Linked DNA regions of Homo sapiens: region 2 is linked to region 1. A link is an interaction called in ENCODE POLR2A ChIA-PET data of the cell type or tissue named here. Cell type or tissue: HepG2. All regions are shown on one strand. Links, peaks and the distances in the headings refer to the core of each region. The heading gives the core; the rest is flanking DNA.

Region 1 (6,215 bases), core at 764-4,763:
AGAGAGAGAGAAAAAAAGAAAGGAAGGAAGGAAGGAAGGAAGGAAGGAAGGAAGGAAGGAAGGAAGGGGAAGGTAAGGGAAAGAAGGAAGGAAGGAAGAAAGAAAATGGAAGAGACAGGTTTCACACGTGTTTTTGGTTTGTAGCAGTGGGTAGGGAGTGCTTCAGTTAATCATTCACAGATCCTCTAGGTCAAAAGATTCTGAAGAAAATAGAACACATACTTGGTGAAACTGTTGTGGGACATGTGAATGAAATTAGGAATATATGATGGGAGAGCTCATTCAGAGAACTGGGAGAATGGGGATTCAGGTATAAATATTGAGTAAGAAAATAGGAAAGTAGTTATCAGAAACAAATACTTGGGACAACGGTATTAAAATTATTATAAAACAAACCTCCTGATTATACTTTCCATCTCCAGAGCTGGTTTCGGTATCACTATTTTACAGGAATATTACACCTGGCAGAGTTAAGAGGCAATCTAAATATTTACTTTCATGCTGCAACCTTTGCCCTGTTTGCAGTCTAGTTTCCCTGAGCTTTTAGAAGATAAGATACAAGCATTTGAATTTTGAGATAGTTTCATAAATATCGCAAATAACTGAAGCACCATGCTAACAAAACCTGACCTTTTCAAAACAGCAACACAAAGATTGGTTATATCTAATGTTATAGAAAATTATTTTTATCTAGTTATCTCATTATAATAATTCAACATATATTCCGAATAAGAGGAAGGAAAACTACTTAAAATTTTACCAAAATAAATCAGTTAATAAGCCTTTTAGCTTTTTTTCTTTTTCTTTCTTTCCTTGTTTTTGTTTGTTTGTTTTTGTTTGTGGCTATTTCAACTCCAGATAAGCCCTTTAAATAAAATAATAAACACTTTCGGAGGCTGAGGTGGGAGGATCACTTGAGCCTAGAAGTTTGAGACTAGCCTGGGCAACATGGCAAGACCCATCTCTAAAAAAAAAAAAATCATTAAGGCCGGGCCTGGTGGCTCACACCTGTAATCCCAGCACTTTGGGAGGCTGAGGCGGGTGGATCACGAGGTCAGGAGATCGAGACCATCCTGGCTAACACGGTGAAACCCCATCTCTACTAAAAAAAACAAAAACAAAATTAGCCAGACGTGGTGGCGGGCGCCTGTAGTCCCAGCTCCTTGAGAGGCTGAGGTGGCAGAATGGTGTGAACCCGGGAAGTGGAGCTTGCAGTGAGCCAACATTGCACCACTGCACTCCAGCCTGGGCGACAGAGCAAGACTTCCTCTAAAAAAAAAAAAAAAATCATTAAAAATAAGCTGGGTGTGGTGGCGCACGCCTGTGAGCCCAGCTACTGGGGAGACTGAGGCAGGAGGACCACTTGAGCCCAGGAGGTCCAGGGTGCAGTGAGCCGTGTTCATGCCACTGTACTCCACCCTGGGTGACAGAGGGAGACCCTGTCTCAAAAAAAAAAAAAACCAGAAAGAAACCAAACTTTGTTATGTTGCTTACCTTTCTTTTCTGAGGGGCTAGGGTGGTGTGCATTGGAGGAGTGGCCCACAAGTTCAAAAGACCAGGAGGGATGTTACTTCCTTTTCTTTTCTTTTTTTCTTTTTTGAGACAAAGTCTCGTTCTGTCACCCAGGCTGGAGTGCAGTGGTGCAATCACGGCTCACTGCAGCCTCAACCTCCTGGGCTCAAGTGATCCTCTCACCTTAGCCTCCCAAGTAGCTGGGACCACAGGTGCACCTCACCATGCCTGGCTAATTTTTAAAAATTTTTTGTAAAGACACCGTCTCCCTATGTCAGCCAGACTGGTCTTGAACTCCTGGGCTCAAGTAACCCCCTGCCTCTGCCTTCCAAAGTGTTGGGATTATAGGTGTGAGTCACTGTGCCTAGCCCCTTCCTTTTTTTTTTTTTTTTTTAACAATTTTTAAAAGCTGTGGAAAGCTAAGACCAGTGCCCAATAATAAAAGGAAGATGTGGCTTTAATCTCTTAATATAACTTTGAGGCATGACCAGAGAAGTTGGAAGTGCTAGATTCGGTCTATAATTTTTATTTATTTGTTTGTTTATTTATTTATTTATTTATTTATTTATTTATTTATTTATTTTTGAGACGGAGTCTCACTCTGTCGCCCAGGCTGGGGTGCAGTGGCGCGACCTCGGCTCACTGCAAGCTCCGCCTCCTGGGTTCACGCCATTCTCCTGCCTCAGCCTCTTGAGTAGGTGGGACTACAGGCGCCCGCCACTACGCCCGGCTAATTTTTTGCATTTTAAGTAGAGATGGGCTTTCACCGTGTTAGCCAGGATGGTCAGTCTATTATTATTTTTAATCCCGGAAGAAGGAAGAGGGAAGAGTCCGTGGCTCTGATTTTCATCTCTGAATTTCCAAGGACATAACCTAACAAATTCAGCCACCATGCTCTTCCTTCTGTCGTGAAATCTGTTTTATTTTCAACTGGCTTGTGGCAGCTGACTCTGCCTCCTCTCTTCCAGGCTCTGAGATGCCCCTTTTCCCGGAATGACTGTCTTAATCCCATCCAAATATTCAAAGAGGAGGGTGGAGAGGTCTCAGAGAAGCTAATTTTTCGCTTAAATTGAAAAACTGGGGTGGGGTTGGAGCTATTGTTCTTCCTGAAGCTTGCTTCTGCTAGACTTTGGAATTGTCCTCCCAGTGAAAAGGTTTTAAGTTGTAAAAGCCAGCTCAGCAGAGCCCCACCCACATGAATAAAACATTCGTGCAGAAACATAGACTCTTGGTTTCTTCGCAGTCAGAAACCTATGCATGTACTTCACTCTCCCCAGCATCCAATTCATGACCAGGTTCTTTCTTCCTAAACAGCTCTCAAACACTTACCTCCAGGATGCCTTCCATTCATTTTTTTTCAACAAATTTGTTGCCCATCTGCTATATGTCAGGCACTGTGCTAGCTATTGGGAACACAGCAGCAAGCCAAACCTAGTGAAAAAGCCAGGGGAGTTTATCATCTGGCTAACCCCTCCCCAATCAAACCAAACCAAACCAGCTGGGCCAACCCGCACAGCACTCCTCACTGCTCGCTGTTAACTCTCAGCATTTGTTGTTTTTTTTTTTTTGAGACAAGATCTTGCTCTGTCACCCAGGCTAGAGTGCAGTGGCAAAATCACAGCTCACTGCACCCTTGACTTCCTGGGCTCAAGTGATCCTCCCACGTCAGCCTCCCTGGTTGCTGGGACCACAGGCACATGCTGCCGGCCCCAATGGCTTTTTTTTTTTTGAGACAGGGTCTCACTGTGTTGTCCAGGCTGGTCTTGAACTCCTGGGCTCAAGTGATCCACCTGCCTCAGCCTCCCGAAGTGCTAGGATTACAAGCGTGAGCCACCGTGCCTGGCCTCAAATGGCTTTTAAACATAAGAAAATGTGCTCAGCCTCACTCATATAAAGTAAAATGCAAGTTAAAATTATACCAAGGCCAGGGACAGTGGCTCATGCCTATAATCCCAGCACTTTGAAAGGCTGAAGTGGGAGGATTGCTTGAGGCCAGGAGTTAGAGAGCAGCCTGGGCAACAAAGCAAGACCTTATCTCTACAAAAATTGAAAAAAATTTTTAAATTAGCCAGGCATGGTGGCATGTGCCTGTAGTCCCAACTATTCAGGAGGCTGAGGTGGGAGGATCGCTTGAGCCCAAGGAGGTCAAGGCTGCAGCTAGCTGTGATTACACCACTGCACTCCAGCCTGGGCAACAGAGCGAGACCCTGTCTCAAAAAAAAAAAAAAAAAACAAAGTCTTGCTCTGTCGCCCAGACTGGAGTGCAGTGGTGCAATCACAGCTCGCTGCAGCCTTGACCTCCTTGGGCTCAAGTGATCCTCCGGCTTTGCCCTCCCAAAGTGCTAGGATTACAGCCATGAGCCATCATGTCTATATTATATATAATGACCACGTTTTCTTTCTGGCTACATTGTATATAGAGAGCACATATTCTTCATCCTTTCATCCACCGATGGACACTTGGGTTACTTCCACTTTAGCTATTGTGAGTAATGCTGCTATGAACATGGGTGTACAAATATCTTTTGGAGTCCCTGTTTTCATATATATTTTTTTTGAGACGGAATTTCATTCTTGTTGCCCAGGCTGGAGTGCAATGGCGCAATCTCGGCTCGCTTAAGTCGTTTGGAAGTCATTCAATATCACCATATCTAGATCAATGTTGTTTTTGAAATTGTTGGATATTTCAGGGATAATTATGGTTTATATAACCAATTGCTTCCTGTTGGATATTTAAGATTTTTTTTGCTATTAACAAATAATGCTTATATCTATATTTTTGAACACTTGTACAAGTATAAATGCATGGTAAATTCCTAGAGGTAAAATTACTGAGTCAAGAGTTTTACATGTTTTGTGAATTTTGATAGATATTGTAAAGTTGTTCTTCAAAGAACTTTCATTTATTGTTTTCCCACATTTAGCCAACATTAGGTATTACGAAACTTTTTTATATTGGCCAAAACTCACAGGCAAAAGAAAAAGAAAAAAGTCTCATTGTTTTAGCTTGGTATTTATTTGCTTGTGGTTGAGGTTAAATATAGTAGAAATGAAAAACCCAGTACTATAGAAGATAGAGTTGAAGAAATATTCCAGAAAGTACAATAAAAGGAGTAAAATAAAGAGGTTCAAATAGGAGAGTAAAGATAAGAATACTGGTGGATTTATCCAGAAGGTCTAATATGAGAATGATATGAGAAAAAAAGAAAACATAGGATAAAAAAATCATCAAAGACATAGTTCAAAGAAATTTTCTATTGAAGGACAGAACTATCTAGATTGAAAGGGCCTGTTGGCTGGGAAGGGTGGCTCGTAGCTCTAATCCTTGCACTTTGGGAGGCTGAGACTGGGGGATCACTTGAGGCCAGGAGTTCCAGGCCAGCCTGGGTCACACAGCAAGACCTCATCTCTGCAACGAAGATAAAAGAAAGGGACTGCCAAGTGCCTAACGTATTGAAGGAAGGCAGACCCCATAATTGTGAAATTTCAGAATACACAATAAACCATTAACCCTAAACATTTCCAGAGAGGAAAAACTAGGTCACACACAAAGGATCTGGAATTAAAATTGTTTGGCTTCTCATTAGCAACACCGGATGCAGAGAGGGAGCAGTCACCTTCAAAGTTTGTAGTGAAAATTGTTACCAACTTAGATACCCAGCCAAACTATCAGTTAAGTGTAGGTAGAATAAAGACATTTTCAGACTTGTAAGGTCTCAAAAAGAGATTTTTCTGGGGAAGGTCTGGAAGAGGTAGGTGATTCAAAGGAACTGAGAAGGAGAATGACATGGGATCTAGTAATATGTATCTAATTCAAAACAGGCTGAAGAACGGCCTAGGATGATGGTAAGGAGAAATTCCAGAATGATACCTGTGTGTCACATATGGGGAACCGTCCAGTTTGGAGACAGTCAGGATGCTCCAGGAGAGAGATCACCAAGGGGATGAAAACTGCAGAACTCCTGATGTATTTGAACATATCGAGAGGACAGTTAGACTATTCTGGAGAAGACTGGGCCTGAATTAGTGTCAATTATATAGGAAACTAACCTTGGGAATAGCAACACAGTATTTCCAGGAAAAAAAAAAATGTTTTAAATAGGGGAAAACTTATGGCTTAGCTGAGAATATTTTTATAGGCATAGTAAACTAAACATTGATTATCGTTCTATTCAAAAGGAAGACTTAACATGTAGAAAGAATTGAGAATGACATTAGTTACATATTTATGCATTACTGGGTTCAAGATGATTGAAAGATAATTAAATTCTCTTCTTTCATAGTTGGAGGTTCATAGCCAATAACTGTGAAGAACCACGAAGTAGCACTTATTAGAATATGTGACTATCAAACAAAAGTTTTGAAAGTGCTTCTGGCTGGGCATGGTGGCTCGTGCCTGTAATCCTAACAATTTGGGAAGCCAAGATGGGAGGATTGCTTGAGCCCAGGCGTTTGAGACCAGCCTGGGCAATATAGCGAGACCCTGCCTCAATAAAAAATTAGCCAGGCATGGGGATTCATGTCTGTAGTCCCAGCTACTTAGGAGGCTGAGGCAGGAGGATCACTTGAGCCCCGGAGTTTAAGGCTGTAGTGAGCCGTGATAGCACCTCTGCACTCCAGCCTTTGAGCCAAAGCAAGACTCTGACGTGAAAAAAAAGAAAAATAAAGCATGCTCACATTTAACCTTAATGAAAATAAAAACT
Region 2 (6,215 bases), core at 1,025-5,024, 340 kb before region 1:
AAGCAGTTGTACCTATTTATTTTTCTTATGTTTTGTGAAATCAAGGGGAAATGTTTTTCTTTCTCTAACTCTAGTTGAATTCATGCGTCTTGATAAAGATAAATTACATTTCATAAATGATAATGTTTTATTTTTGTAGGACTTTGCTGCTATTTGAGCACAGTGATATTGTTGTCATTTCACTACTCAGTGTTTTGTTCACCAGTTCTGGAGGAGGACCAGCAAAGGTAGAATTTTCCATTATCAGTTACTTGGAAATGGAAAGTATGTATGTCACATATTATCCAAAGGAATAAAATCTTATCTTTCACCATTTAAAAGAATGCAGGAGGCTGAGCGCGATGGCTCACGCCTGTAATCCCAACACTGTGGGAGGCTGAGGTGGGCGGATTACATGAGGTCAGGAGCTTGAGACCAGCCTAGCCAACGTGGTGAAATTCCATCTCCACTAAAAATACAAAAATTAGCTGGGCATGGTGGTGGGCACCTGTAATCCCGGCTACTCTGGAGGCTGAGGCATGAGAATTGCTTGAACCTGGGAGGCGGAGGTTACAGTGAGCTGAGATCATGCCACTGCACTCCAACCTGGGCAATAGAGTGAGACTCAGCCTCAAAAAAAAAAAAAAAAAAAAATTCCAGGGGCTTTTTCCGCTAGTTTTACATTTTTCTTACAATTTTTTTGTTTTTGAAGAATTCTATAAGTTTACAAAAATAGATATTTGTGAAAATATAATCCGTAGTTGGAGAAATTTCTTAACATGGAAACAGTGGAAAATGATTTTGAAATGATTATAGATTCCTAGGAAGTTGCTAAAATAGTACATAGAGGACCCTCACCCTTCATTTAGTTTCCCCCAAAGGTAACTTCTTAACCAACTCAAGTACACTATCAAAACCAGTCAATTAGACCTAGTATTTCATATCACAATAGGGTGACTATAATCAACAATAATTTAATCATACATTTAAAATAACTAAAAGAGTATAATTGAATTATTTGTAACACAAAGGCTAAATGCTCGAGGGGATGGATACCCCAATTTACCTGATGTGATTATATACATTGCATGCCTATATCAAAACATCTCGTATACCCCATAAATACATATACCTACTATGTACCCACAAAAATTAAAATCAAAAATTAAAAAAAAAAACAGGAAATTGACATTGGTGCAATCCATAGACCTTACTCAGATTTTACCAATTTTACATACGATCGTGTGTGTGTGTATGTATGTATGTATGCATGTAGGTCTATGAAATTTTGTCATGTGTAGATTTGTGTAACCATCATTACAAGCAAGATATAGAACTGATGCATCACCACAATGATCTCTTTCATGTTGTACTCATGCACCTTTCCCCCAAACCCCCTACTCATTCTTAACCCTGTAAATCATTTTTGAAAAATAACTAAAAACTTGTTAAATTTAAATTATGATGAACATTTATCCAACATTTTGCCACCTAAGCACTCCTATTCATCCTAAGTGATTCAAGTATTATCCTTTTGTTAAATGAGTTACCAATCTACAATTCCAAACTGTTAGAACTATATAGTGTTTCTGTTTTACCAAATTAAACACTTCCTTGCTGGGTCCTACTTGCAGACCCTGGCTGAACAACAAATGCACTCAGACACAGGTATTTAGTGAAGGAGTGGGCTAGGGAACCAGGCCGCTTACAGACCCTAAGGAGGGTGCTGTAAAGAGTCAGCAGCTGCGGCCCTGACAAGCTGGCACTGCGGGCATTTATTCAGTATAGATTTAATGACAAAGGCCTTGAATCAACACGCTTTGTGGGTAAATAACATTGCTGACCCCCTACATAGAGAGCAGTCTTGAGCGCAAATGATCAAAGGTCGGTTTTAGGACAACATGAGTAAACGAGCTATTTAGATAAACTCCTCTACACTCCCTTGTATCTACGCCTTAAGCTTTTAGGCTTCTGATAAGAGAATCTGGCTGCCTTCAGCCAAAATATCCTTCAAAACTTGCAAAACCCCCAGCCTTCCAAGAAGGTTTGCTTCTATTCCTATAATTTCTCCCACCACTGTGACTGATCTCCCACACTTCCTGTGCATGGTGCATTTTCCTAGACATAAAGGAAAGGATAGATAAAGACAAATAAGGTATAATAGTCCCTATTCTGAAAGGGACTTTCAAGCAAAGTAATGAAGGGAGATGAATGAAGTAATGAAGTGAACAAAGTAACATGCCAAGTAGAGCAGAGTAAAAGAATACTCTGCCTGTAGATTTCAAACTGGGTCATTAGTATTAAAGCATGGGCCACTATTTAATCCTTCCCCCTCACTAATAGAGTACTCCAAAATAAATTTCAAGTGGATTGAAGAGCTTTGTGAGTTTACAAAATAGACATTTGTAAAAACATAGAATAAAATACGTAGATGGAGAAAATTCTGAGCATAAAAGCAGTGGAAAAAATCACAAAGGGAAAACTCACTATATTTGGCTTCATAATGATTATAAACTTAACGTATAACAGAAATCAGTGTGTATACAAAAAACTAACAACAAAAATTGCCAGAAATAAGTTTTACATTCCTTTCAAAGTATAAATCACCCATTTCAGTTTAAAAAATGCTTAAGATCCTTGGCAGGAAATCAGCAAAAAACTGGGAATGACAACTCACAAAAGAAATAAAAATGACTTGAAAACATTTAAAAAAAAAGTTTTCCTCCTTAAGTAACTAGAAGTGAGAGTGTTCTCATTAGTGTGAGAAATGGATCAGGGCATCAGTCCAGGACTTGATGATTGTTTTTTCTTTTTTTTTTTTTTGAGATGGAGTCTCACTGGGTTGCCCAGGCTGGAGTGCAGTGGCACCATCTTGGCTCACTGCAACCTCCACCTCCCAGGTTCAAGCAATTCTCCTGCTTCAGCCTCCCGAGTAGCTGAGATTACAGGCACATGCCACTACACTTGGCTAATTTTTGTATTTTTAGTAGAGACAAGGTTTCACTATGTTGGCCAGGCTGGTGTTGAACTCCTGACCTTGTGATCTGTCCGCCTTGGCCTCCCAAAGTGCTGAGATTACAGGTGTGAACCACCACGCCCGGACTTTTTTTTTCTTTTTCTTTTTTTTTTTTTTTGAGACAGAGTTTCACTCTGTCACCCAGGCTGGTGTGCAGTGGCACAATCTCAGCTCACTGCAACCTCTGCTGCCCAGGTTCAAGCAATTCTCCTGCCTCAGCCTCCTGAGTAGCTGGAATTACAGGCACCTGCCACTGCGCCTGGCCTAATTTTTGTACTTTTAGTAGAGACAGGGTTTCACCATATTGGTCAGGCTGGTCTTGAACTCCTGACCTCATGATCCACCCGCCTCGGCCTCCCAAAGTGCTGGGATTACAGGCGTGAGCCACCACGCCTGGCCTTTTTTTCTTAATTATGAGACTGAAGCATTACAAAATTCTCAGTTGCCTTCTTTGTTAACAAAAAGATTAAGTTATGTTCTCTGTATTTGATTGTTGTTGATGTTGCCATATCCTAACTCAGTGAAAACTTAAGAAATTTAAAAGTACATGGTTTTTCTCATGTGTAGTGTACTGAATTTTGTTGTAATACCACACTAACAGAATTTATCCATTATAGTGGTAATCATAGAATGAAGAGTATCCTCACTTTGCATTGTAAACTTTAATAGAAGTATTGTATTATACTTCCATTATAGGTATATATAATACACTTAATGTATCTATATATAATAGGTATTCTACAAGTATATGTATCATACAAGACATGTTATACCTGTAAATTTGTAAATATAGAATGTATAGTAATGCTGTTTAGCCAGGCACAGTGGCTCATGCCTGTAATCCTAGGACTTTGGGAGACCGAGGCGGGTGGATCACGAGGTCAAGAGATCAAGACCACCCTGACCAACATGGTGAAACCCGTCTGTACTAAAAATGCAAAAATTAGCCAAGCATGGTGATGTGCACCTGTAATCCCAGCTACTCAGGAGGCTGAGGCAGGAGAATCACTTGAACCCGGGAGATGGAGGTTGCAGTGAGCCGAGATCGTGCCATTGCACTCCAGCCTGGGCAACAGAGACTCTCCTCAAAAAAAAAAAAGGAATGTATAGTAATGCTATTTAGATTGCTCTTGAAGCTACCATTCTGAAATATTTACATAAACCGAGCTAATATGTCCTTTCTATAATTTTCTTTTATGAAAACCTTTTTCCTCAGCCTGAACAACATGGCTAGACCTGGTCTCTACAAATAAAAAATTAACCAGGCATGGTGGCACATGCCTGTGGTCCCAGCTATTTGGTAGGCTGAGGCAAGAGGATCACTTGAGCCCAGGAATTGGAGGCTGCAGTGAGCTGTGTTCACGCCACTGTACTCCAGCCTGGGCGACAGCGAGATCTGTCTGAAAAAAAAAAAAAAATTTTCCCTGGAATGAGAACATAAATTTTATCAGCTTTTTAAGTACTTTGTACTTTACTAGATCTTAGAAATGACTTTGCTGGTTTTACCGTGCCCTCTGGATTATTTTTCTCTAGAGGAGTAGTATCTAGAATATTCTCTATTCCTTGCATATTGTAGAGTAAAATAAGTTCCTACTAGTTATTCTTTAGCTACGTGGGCTTTTCAACCAGAAGTAAAGTAGCATTTAGGAAGGCTGATTCTGTAAACAGTACCAATTTGTACATAGTAATATGCCCAGCCATGTTAGCAAAGAGATAATCAATGTTATCATTAGTTTATATCTCTTTGATATCTTACTGCCAATACTGTAAGCTTATAATATGTAAGAGCTTTAATGTCAGATTTTTTTCTGTTTTTTAATGCATTTTTGTAAATGCTTACTTGAGAAAATGTTTTTCTTTAGTATTTATGTAGTTACGGTCTTAAAAATCAACCCTTGAAAAAGTCATCCTTGATGTTGTTTTCTTTATTTTCAGACAAGGGGAGCTGCTTTTTTCATTATTGCTGTGATCTGTTTATTGCTTTTTGACAATGATGATCTCATGGCTAAAATGGCTGAACACCGTATCCTTTTGGAATAGATCAGAGTTGTTTCAAGTCTTGAGGAAAACTAGAAGCCTGGAACAATGGAAAAAGAAAGGATAAGTGAATTAAACTGATCAATGATGAATGAAACTTTCATAGATTAATGTAGATATTCTAAATCAGTATTCAAATAATGAACAAACTCATTATAAGTTAAATATTTTATAGCATCTCTGTATCACCTACAGTACCCTAAATTTTCAGAAATGTAGGGACATTGAAAGAATATTTTGGAATGTCCTGGTGCTGGAAAAAAAAAAGGTGATTTGCCACTCAACATGTTTGCTCCCTTATAATTTAACAATTAAAAGGCTGATAAATGAAAAACCTTTAGTATCTTCTTGCCTGAAAGAAAAAGTTCAAATTCCCTTACCTAGTATTCATTGTCTTGCTCTAAATTATTATCTCTAGCTCAGCCCCAACTCTTCTCTTACAGAAACCCAACTTTCTAGTCAAATATATCTACTCATTTTACTCTACAAACATGCCTTTTTTTCTATTTTCTATTCATACATCCTTACCCACTCCATCCAGCAGAACTCCAAGCACCAGTTTTTATTCTTCTATTACTGATACTCACTGCCCTAAAACTTATTAGTAAACTAATAATAATTTTCTTTGTTACAGTGAGGGAGAAGAGTGTGACTTTGGAAAAGCTCCAGGTTGCTTGTGATACAACCTCTATTCCCCACCCTCTTTTGCTTGCCACTTAATTTGCTAAGACTTATGTGGTCAGTGACTTAGAAGACAGATTTAGGACTCATTTTACATGTCAGTCTTAAAGGGCAACCTTAATTCCACTGGACAGGAGTGGTCCAGGGAGATTCCTTGCTCTTGTACCTTTGTCGTTCTTAAAGTATGTATGCAATGTGTCTTTTAGAGGTTAACTACTAAAATCTGGCAAGTTTATCTTAAGCACTATTATAATTGTTTTGGAGACAACAAAAGAAATACAGGCATTCCAGTTTATAAATGAGGTCCTGGAATTAAATGTTAGATTGTTTTATTTTGTTTTGTTTTTAAGTGAAACATGTTATTGAAAGTAATTAAGTTTGAGGCCTCCAGATCAGTCTATATGCAATCCAAAATAATGTAACTAAAATTTCAGGAGAACTTCAGGTGTCAAAGAGTGACTTTTTGGAATTTTTTTCCTTTACTTCAACTCACTTAGCTGAA

The links. Peaks named below come from ENCODE experiments on the same cell type or tissue, not always from the same donor. Only the 100,000 strongest peaks of a DNase experiment are listed, where the experiment ranks them.
Region 2: POLR2A ChIA-PET joins it to region 1 with 7 read pairs; 2 of 35 experiments call an interaction of 5 or more read pairs at or near these places.

Annotation. Positions count from the first base shown.
Region 1 is chr5:69,451,996-69,458,210 of GRCh38, forward strand. No RefSeq gene overlaps it. Among named protein-coding and RNA genes, the nearest start is that of OCLN, 38 kb to the right of the region's middle. In HepG2, for the core only: no CTCF peak of the experiment used is centred there; DNase peaks (open chromatin) are centred at 3,086 and 3,886; H3K4me3 peaks cover 1,645 bases.
Region 2 is chr5:69,108,210-69,114,424 of GRCh38, forward strand. SLC30A5 (solute carrier family 30 member 5) reads left to right here. Exons shown (of 16, transcript NM_022902.5): 5 at 140-227; 6 at 4,931-5,018; 7 at 6,211-6,215. Among named protein-coding and RNA genes, the nearest start is that of SLC30A5, 17 kb to the left of the region's middle. In HepG2, for the core only: no CTCF peak of the experiment used is centred there; no DNase peak of the experiment used is centred there.